Linked DNA regions of Homo sapiens: region 2 is linked to region 1. Evidence: chromatin loops called from intact Hi-C (ENCODE). Cell type or tissue: Calu3. All regions are shown on one strand. Each heading gives the region's core, and the rest is flanking DNA. Links, peaks and the distances in the headings are about the cores only.

Region 1 (4,108 bases), core at 1,049-3,548:
GCTACTAAGGTGTTTGTTAATCAAGAGGAGGAAATCAAGAAAGGGGCAAAGTGCATAAGCCAAGGGAAAGGCTGATTTGTTGGCTGCTGCTCTGGTTGAAAGAGAGACTGGTTTTGTGAGAGGACGTGGACATGGTCATGGATGTGGTCACGGGAGAGGACAAGCTAGGCCAGGGTTTGAAGGCTGGCCTAGGCTTGAGAGGGATGAATGTATGAGATGCAAACAGAAAGGGCATTGGAAGGATAAATGTCCAGAAAGAGAAAAGGAAGAAAGCAGCAGCCAGGGACCTGATGCCCAGCCAAGGACTGCAGCCTCTAGCCATTGTTCTAAAGCCAGACGCTGATCTGGTTGGCTTAGCAGGAGTTGAGGAATATAAGGACTGAGACAGACTGGGATCCATCTCTCTAGGCCTCCAGGAACCCCTGGTCTCCATGAAAGTGGGAGGCCAACAGATGGACTTTATGGTAGATACAGGTGCTGAACACTCGGTGGTGACATGGCCCATTGGGCTGCTTTTTAAAAACTATGCTACTATAGTTGGGGCAACCAGACTATCAGAGAAAAGGCCTTTCTGTCAATCCAGAAGGTGTGTCATTGGAGGACAAGAAGTCCAACATGAATTTTTATATTTGCAAAATTGTCCAGTGCCCTCGTTAGGAAAAGACTTGCTCCAGAAATTGTAAGGACAAATCTTTACACCAGAAGGGGACATGACTCTAAACCTAGGTCAAAGAAAAGCCATGATAATGACCCTTACTGTCCCAACAAGAGAGGAATGGAGACTCTATGAGAGACGCAAAATTTGTAAAGATGCATTTTGACAGTGGGGAAATGAGGCAATATATGAGGAATTATTTCTCAAGCTGCCAGGGGTCTGGGCAGAAGACAATCCCCTGGGGCTAGCCATAAATCAGGCGTCCGTAGTGGTGGAACTGCTGCGGGGCAATTACCCAGTGTGAATCTGTCAGTATCACATGCCAGTAGAAGCCACCCATGGGATTATAAAGCATATAGACTGGCTCCTTAAATTTGGATAATAGAAAGATGTGCCTCTTCTTGGAACACTCCATTGCTACTGGTGTTAAAGCCCTCTGGGGATTACCGGCCACTACAGGATTTGCAGGCAGTAAATAAGGTTGCAGCTACATTATATGCCATTGTGCCCAACCCATATACAATGCTTGGGCAAATTCCTGCTGATGCTGCTGGGTTTATGTGCTTATACATAAAGGATGCATTATTCTGCATTTGACTAGCTCTTGAAAGCCAGGGCATCTTTGCCTTTGAGTGGAGCTCATCACAGTATACTTGGACCAGGCCTCCCAAGGATTTAAATGCTCCCCAACCATTTTTTTGAGGAAGCACTAGCCTCAGACCTGAAGGCTTTCGTGCCACCAAGTGACCGCTGTGTCCTCTTTCAGTACATGGATGATTTATTGTTGGCTGCACCCACAAAAGAAGAGTGCTTTCAAGGCACAGAAAGCCTCCTTCGTGTTCTGTGGAAGGCTGGCTATAAGGTATCTAAGGAAAAGGCACAAATCTGTGGCCAAAGAGCAAGGTATCTTGGCTTTAACATCTCTCAAGGGCAGTATGAGCTTGGACTTGAGCAAAAAGGGACTGTGTGCGGCATTCCTTGACCTGACACTAGACAACAAGTGTGGGAGTTTATAGGGGCAGCTGGTTTCTGTTGCATTTGGATTCCAAATTACTCGCTCTTGGCAAAAACATTGTATGAGGCTACCAAAGTGGGGGAAAAGGAACCCCTCCTGTGGAGGAAAGAACAGGACATGGCCTTCAAAGAAATCAAGAAGGTTTTGATCCAGATCCCAGCATTAGGACTGCCAGACATGATAAAGCCTTTTTACCTATATGTCCATGAAAGAAAAGGAATAGTTACAGGAGTCTTAGTACAAACACTAGGGTCATGGTATCGGCCCATGGCATATTTGTCCAAGCGACTGGACTTGGTGGCTATGGGATGGCCACCCTGTTTCAAGGCATTGGCAGCCACTGTCCTGTTAGTGGAAGATGCTAACAAGCTCACATTTAAACAAAGTTTAATAATTTGGATGCCCCATGCAGTCGTCACCCTGATGGAGCAGAAGGGTCATGGCTGGCTTTCTAACACTAGGATGTTAAGATATCAAGGGTTTTTGTGTGAAAACCTGTATATAACCTTGGAGACTGTGAATGCTCTAAATCCAGCCACACTGCTGCCAATAGAATGGGTGGAGCATGGAAAGTCCCGTTGTGTGGCCCAGGGTATCACTGTTTTGTGGAAACAGTGGATGAAGCTGAAAAGACTTAAAGAACCAGCCCTTAAAGGACCCAGATGTTGAATACTTTACTGATGGAAGCAGCTTCGTATCTGAAGGAAGACTGGCTGGATATGCAGTGGTAACACTGAATTCAGTAGCCAAAGCCTGCCCTCTGCCGGTTGGAACTTTGGCCCAAAGAGCTGAGCTAATAGCTCTCAATAAAACATTGCTCTTGGCCAAAGGAAAGTCGGTATACATCTATACTGACTCAAGGTATGCTTTTGCCACTCTGCATGCCCATGAAGCCATATCTAAGGAAAGAGGATTATTAACAACTGAAGGAAAGGAAGTCAAAAATAAAAAGGAAATAGAGCAGCTCTTAGAAGCTGTATGGGCTCCAAAAGAAGTAGCAGTCATCCATTGCAAACGGCATCGAACAGGAGGAGGTGATGAGGCTAGAGGAAAAAGAAAGGTGGACAGAGAAGCCAAAAGAGCTGCAATGACAGACGTAACTAAGAAGGAAGAGGAAACCCTTACCACGCCCTTACTGGAGCTTCCCCTTACAGAACCCCCTAACTACTCCTCTAATGAAAAGGCTTGGTTTGAGCAGGAGAGCAGAAGTTACCAGAAAGGAAGTTTGTGGAAGTTCTCAGATGGGAGACTTGCCATCCCAGAAACAATAGCTCCCCAGTTCATAAAGCAATTTCATCAAGAAACGCATATGGGAAAAACCGCATTAGAGACTCGTGTAGGATGGCATTTCTATGTGCCGTGCCTAACTGCCATCACTCGAGCTCTTTGTGAGCAATGTTTAACTTGTGCCCAAAACAATCCACAGCAGGGGCCAACATGGCCCCCAGGGATTCAAGAAACTGGAGCTACACCCTGTGAAAACCTGCTTGTGGACTTTACCTAGCTGCCTCGAGCCAGAGGTTACCGGTACATTCTAATGTTTGTCTGCACTTTCTCAGGGTGGGCCGAGGCATTTCGCACCAGGACAGAGAAAGTTCGGGAAGTAACCAGAATCTTATTAAAGGACATTATTCCTAGATTTTGACTGCCTCTAACTTTAGGACCAGACAATGGCCCAGCATTTGTGGCAAAAATAGTACAACAGCTAACGCAGATGTTAAAAATCAAATGGAAACTGCCAACAGCTTATCTATCGCCCACAGAGTTCTCAAAAGTTGAAAGAATGAACCAGACACTCAAACAGCTGTTAAAGAAGTTTTGCCAAGAAACTCATCTAAGGTGGGATCAGGTGCTGCCCATGGTCCTTCTCCGAATCAGGTGCACCCCTACTAAATTAACTGGGTATTCACTCTATGAGATTGTTCAGCCGACCACCCCCTATCATAACTCAGATAAAAGGAGATTTAAAAGAAATTGGGGGATTAACCTTAAGAAGGCAAATGCAAGCCTTAGGTGAGGCCGTGCAGGAAATACAAGGGTGGGTAAGAGAAAGGATACCTGTTAGCCTCACAGATGCAGTACATCACTTCCAACCTGGAGACTCTGTCTAGATCAAATGATGGAACCCATCCACTTTAAGGCCTTTATGAGATGGTCCCCATATTGTGATCTTGTCTACCCCCACTGCTGTTAAAGTTTCAGGTATCACACCTTGGGTTCATCATAGCTGGCTGAAACCAGCAGTAGCCACCTCCCAGGACCAGTGGACCAGTCAACAAAACCCAGACCACCCGACACGGCTGATCCTGCAGTGAAACCAAGCTGCTGCTGACAAGGACAACTGCCCTGCTCCGACCACACTGGAGGCTGGTCGGTCCATGCATGGCTGAAGCTTGAGGAAACATGGAGCCTTGTTCTAGTCACACAACTGGAAGCTG
Region 2 (4,108 bases), core at 878-3,377, 700 kb before region 1:
CCAGGCTGGTCTTGAACTTCTGAGCTCAAGTGGTCTGCCTGCCTCGGCCTCCCAAAGTGCTGGGATTATAGGGGTGAGCCACCGTGCCTGGCCTCCTTTTTCTGTTGGAGTGTTTATCTTTGTCTGCCTTGGCCCTGGCAAGATTTTTTTTCTCCCATTATCATGATAGCAAGTGAATTAGTGAGTGTTTTAGATCACATCTTACCTCCAAGAAGAAAGGGGAGATAAAAATAATCTCATATTTGCTCTAGGTTTGGTCAGCTCATTCCTGCTATGCAAGCATGTTAAAAGCAACCACTATAAAAAGAAGAAATTAACTCTGCAAAGCCAAAACCCAGAATTATAAGAGATGCTCAGCAAATCTTCACTATGGTCAGGCTCTTGGGCTGGGCAGGTACCACCCGGGAATGTAAGTGTGAAGTCAAGCATCCAAACACTGTGCCTGGGCCTAAGCAGACTCCATATGGGACTAGCTCCTTTCCTCACTCCCTGGTTCTGATGGAAAGTCATGGATGCTTGGCCTAGCTGTGATGATATGATGTGGAAATTTCAGTGTCCTGAGCAGAGGTGCTGGGAAAGGAATGGTAAAAGTTCCCTGGGGCAGTGTGGGCAATAGAGCAATTACCATGCTTCCCACTGGACTTCACAAGAGCCTCAGAATCCAGATGATCCTCTTCTGCCCTTCTCTAGAGGATAAGCCTTGCTGCTTTCCCAGGGAACCATAATTCTTCAGCACTTGATGGTGAAATTGTCTGTTTTTCAGCATCTCAGTTCCACAATTGCACCTCATTTACAGTATTGCTTAAGTGTCCCTGAGGGCCCCTGCAGAGCCACCAGAGAGTTTGTCCACAAAGAGAAAACTCTTCAAGCCTTTACCTCCCAGGATCTTACTGCATCTGCTGGCCTATCTGGTAGAAAAGCTGTAGGATTTTGACTTACATTTTTTTGGGGGGAGGGAGTAGAGTCACTAGGGGGTTGGCTTGAGCCAGGATGAGCGGAGAACCCATGGAAACAACTTAAGCCAACTTGATTTCTTTCAGAATCCCATGTGCTCACTCAAAGATTGCATGGGATTTACTGTTAAGGAACCAGGTGAGTCAAAATCTTTCTAAAGAGATTCTGAAAAATATCTCTTATTATTTCTTATTAAATTTAAATAACTCTTTTTGGGATTATAAATAAACTTTTCATTACTCACTTGAAGGTAATAAATCCTGTGATTATTCTGCTCTGAAGTATTATGTCCCAGCTTGCCTTTTCCTGCCATCCAACTTGTGCCTAGCTTTACCTCACCCACCACCAGTTGGTATGTGTTTAAGAAATGAAAAAGAATTTTAATATATGCCAAGGTAAAATATAATTAGTCTTGTAAATCTTCTGTTTAAAAGGGCATGAACAAATTCCCCAGACTAAATAGAAATTACTTCTGGATTGTCTTCTATTTTCAATTATTTCTATTATCTGTCCCTTTTTTTTATCATGGGTAATCAAAAGTTGATCATATTTTCAAGAAACTGAGCCAAAACAAAGCAGAGTAAACAAAAAACCATAATCAGGGGACAAGGTAGGGGGGAAAATGTGAATGAGCCATATAGATGCTTTGTGCATCAACTGTGTGTTTATCTATCCATCCATTCATCCATCCATCCATCCACTATTTAGTTTGTCTGTACATGTGAAGTATGATTCTTAGAGCTGGATATCAGGGTAGAAATCCCAAAGGCTTTAAAGTTACAATGGCCTGGGTTATAATTTTGACTTTAAATTTATGCTAGTTGTGAGTTCTACAAAACTCACGATTTCTGCAGCCTCAGGTTGCTCATCTCTACAATGGGTTTCCAAACCCCTCCTTTACAGGGGTTTGCTATTATGTACCTGGAACAATACCTTGTATATACGAGTTTCATAAATATTGTCTCTCTTGTTTCACGTTTCCTTATCCTTCTCCTGATTAACTGATAGGCACCTTGAAGAAAAGTCACATTAAAATGGAGCTTACCCAGACCTTCCTGTCTTGTCGTTTTTGTTAAGAGAAGTAATTGAAGAAAATAACAGTGAACAATGTGGCACATAAGACGGCCCAATGCACTCTAAAAGTTAATGTTTTCCAAGGATGTCTCATACCCCAGAAGATGAGACTCAAGCTTGCAGACCTGGAGCATCCTGGGATCTTGGCCAAGCCAAACATCCATGAGATGCCAACCATGCATTCCGTTATACTGGACTGGTCTTGTGGAGCTGCTGCCCAGCATCTCCCTTACGCTAGATGGAGCTACCATTCCATTATATGTTAAATTCCAGAGTTCAACAGGTGTGATTTCCTATTCCCATTCTATTAGTCCCTGTTAGAATCTGTTAGAACTAATCTCAACATGCCATCCAGCTGAGTTTGCCTCAGTGACTGTCAAGTGCCTGAGTCTCTCTGGCATTCTATCCTCAACTGTACTTTTATACTCTGTGGTTCTATTCCTCCCTTATTCCGGGATTTCTTAACCCAAGGTTTCCAGCACTATTGGCATTTTGGGCTGGTTAACTCTTTGTTATGGGAGGCTGTCCTGTGCATGTTTAGTAGCATCCCTGACTTCCACTCACTGGGTGCTGGTAATATGCCCTCAGCTATGACAACCAAAATGTTTCCAGGCCTTTCCAAATTTGGGGGGCAATATTGCCCCTGATTGGGAACTGCTGTTCTAATCTAACCCACACCTTCCATTATGCCCTCCGAAAGTGAAGTGTCACCAGGAAACTCATCTCTAACCTCGTCTCTGAATTTTTCTGTTTCCTTTCTCCAATTGGAACTTGGTATTCCCTTGGTTGTCTCAAATGGAGGCTGTTTCGTCTCCAACACAGTACCTACCTAAGAGCCAGGAGGTGAAATAAGTGTCCTCTTTGCTCCCCACTGATGCTTTGAAACAGGCATTTACCTTACAGCCCACAAAATCTGCCCCTTTCAAGCTTATAACATCTGGTAATGCTATTCTTTTCTACTCTTTCGTGTATGGTCCACTGACTGCCTCATCTCTCCCCCTTATTCACAGGAGAATTCAGTACTTGGTTACTTTCTTATTCTTCTAAACACTTCCTAAACACTGCCATCATTCTCAGTGTTTTTAGCATCCACACTGATGACTTCAACACCATGACCTCTTTGTTTCTGGCCTGATTTTCAATGACCAGTTAAATTACCAAATAAATGATGGAACACTGAAAACGTACCAGGCACTGTTCTAGATCCAAGGGCTACAGGAGCAATGGAATAGATATGATTTCTGCTCTCATAGAGTTTACATTATTAGAGTGGAGAAGTGCAAACAATATGCAAATAAATATATGAAAATTTCATTTTGATAGTTGCTATTAAAGGAATAAGCAGGCTCTTGTGGATAGGGAACAAGAGGGTTGGAGGGATGAATTTGCATAGCGGGGCAAGGAAAATCTTTTCTGAGGTGGTAAAATGTTGAGTTGAGACTTGAGAGATGAAAAGGTGTTGACCATGCAAACAGCAATGGGAGGAAAAATTCAGGAAGAAATGGGAAGTCCAAAGGCTTTGGGGGTGGTAATGAACATGGAATTCAAGGAATAGAAAGTTGGCCTGCATGTCTGGGGAGTAGTAAGTGAGAGAGAGTGGTACTGGAAGAGATGAGTTTATGAGGTAGATATGTGTGCCTTTGTTGATTTGGTTGTTTGTATCTCATGTGCAGAAAATTGAGTTGATTATTCTCAGTTTATGACACCATGTCATTGTTGGTCTAATGGCTGCCCTTTTTAATTTTTAAATGTATTTTTCCTCTTTATCCCCAATTTTCAATCTAATTTTCCTACCTCCCATATGCTTCCATTTTGTGTATTTTTTGTATATATCTTTCTATTCTACTTTCCATACATCTGTTTACATACATAGTAATATATGTATGTAATACATATAGAAATATACATAGAAATATCTTCTGACCTGCTCCACACTGAGCTCATTGTTCTCCAGGATTGTTGCACAGTTGTGTCTTGGGATCTCTCTTCACTATCACCCTGAGAATGTCTTTCATTTCTGGGTTTTCTTGCCTTCCTCTTTCTTGGCCTACTCTTTTGTTTTTGCGGAACACATCCTACT

What was found. Peaks named below come from ENCODE experiments on the same cell type or tissue, not always from the same donor. Only the 100,000 strongest peaks of a DNase experiment are listed, where the experiment ranks them.
Region 2: it touches region 1 in a loop (14-fold over the local background); 21 of 110 quality-filtered maps call a loop at or near these places.

What each region holds. Positions count from the first base shown.
Region 1 is chr3:34,681,622-34,685,729 of GRCh38, forward strand. No RefSeq gene overlaps it. Among named protein-coding and RNA genes, the nearest start is that of LINC01811, 520 kb to the left of the region's middle. In Calu3, for the core only: no CTCF peak of the experiment used is centred there; a DNase peak (open chromatin) is centred at 2,420.
Region 2 is chr3:33,978,233-33,982,340 of GRCh38, forward strand. No RefSeq gene overlaps it. Among named protein-coding and RNA genes, the nearest start is that of LINC01811, 180 kb to the right of the region's middle. In Calu3, for the core only: a CTCF peak has its summit at 2,264 (motif pointing right); a DNase peak (open chromatin) is centred at 2,259.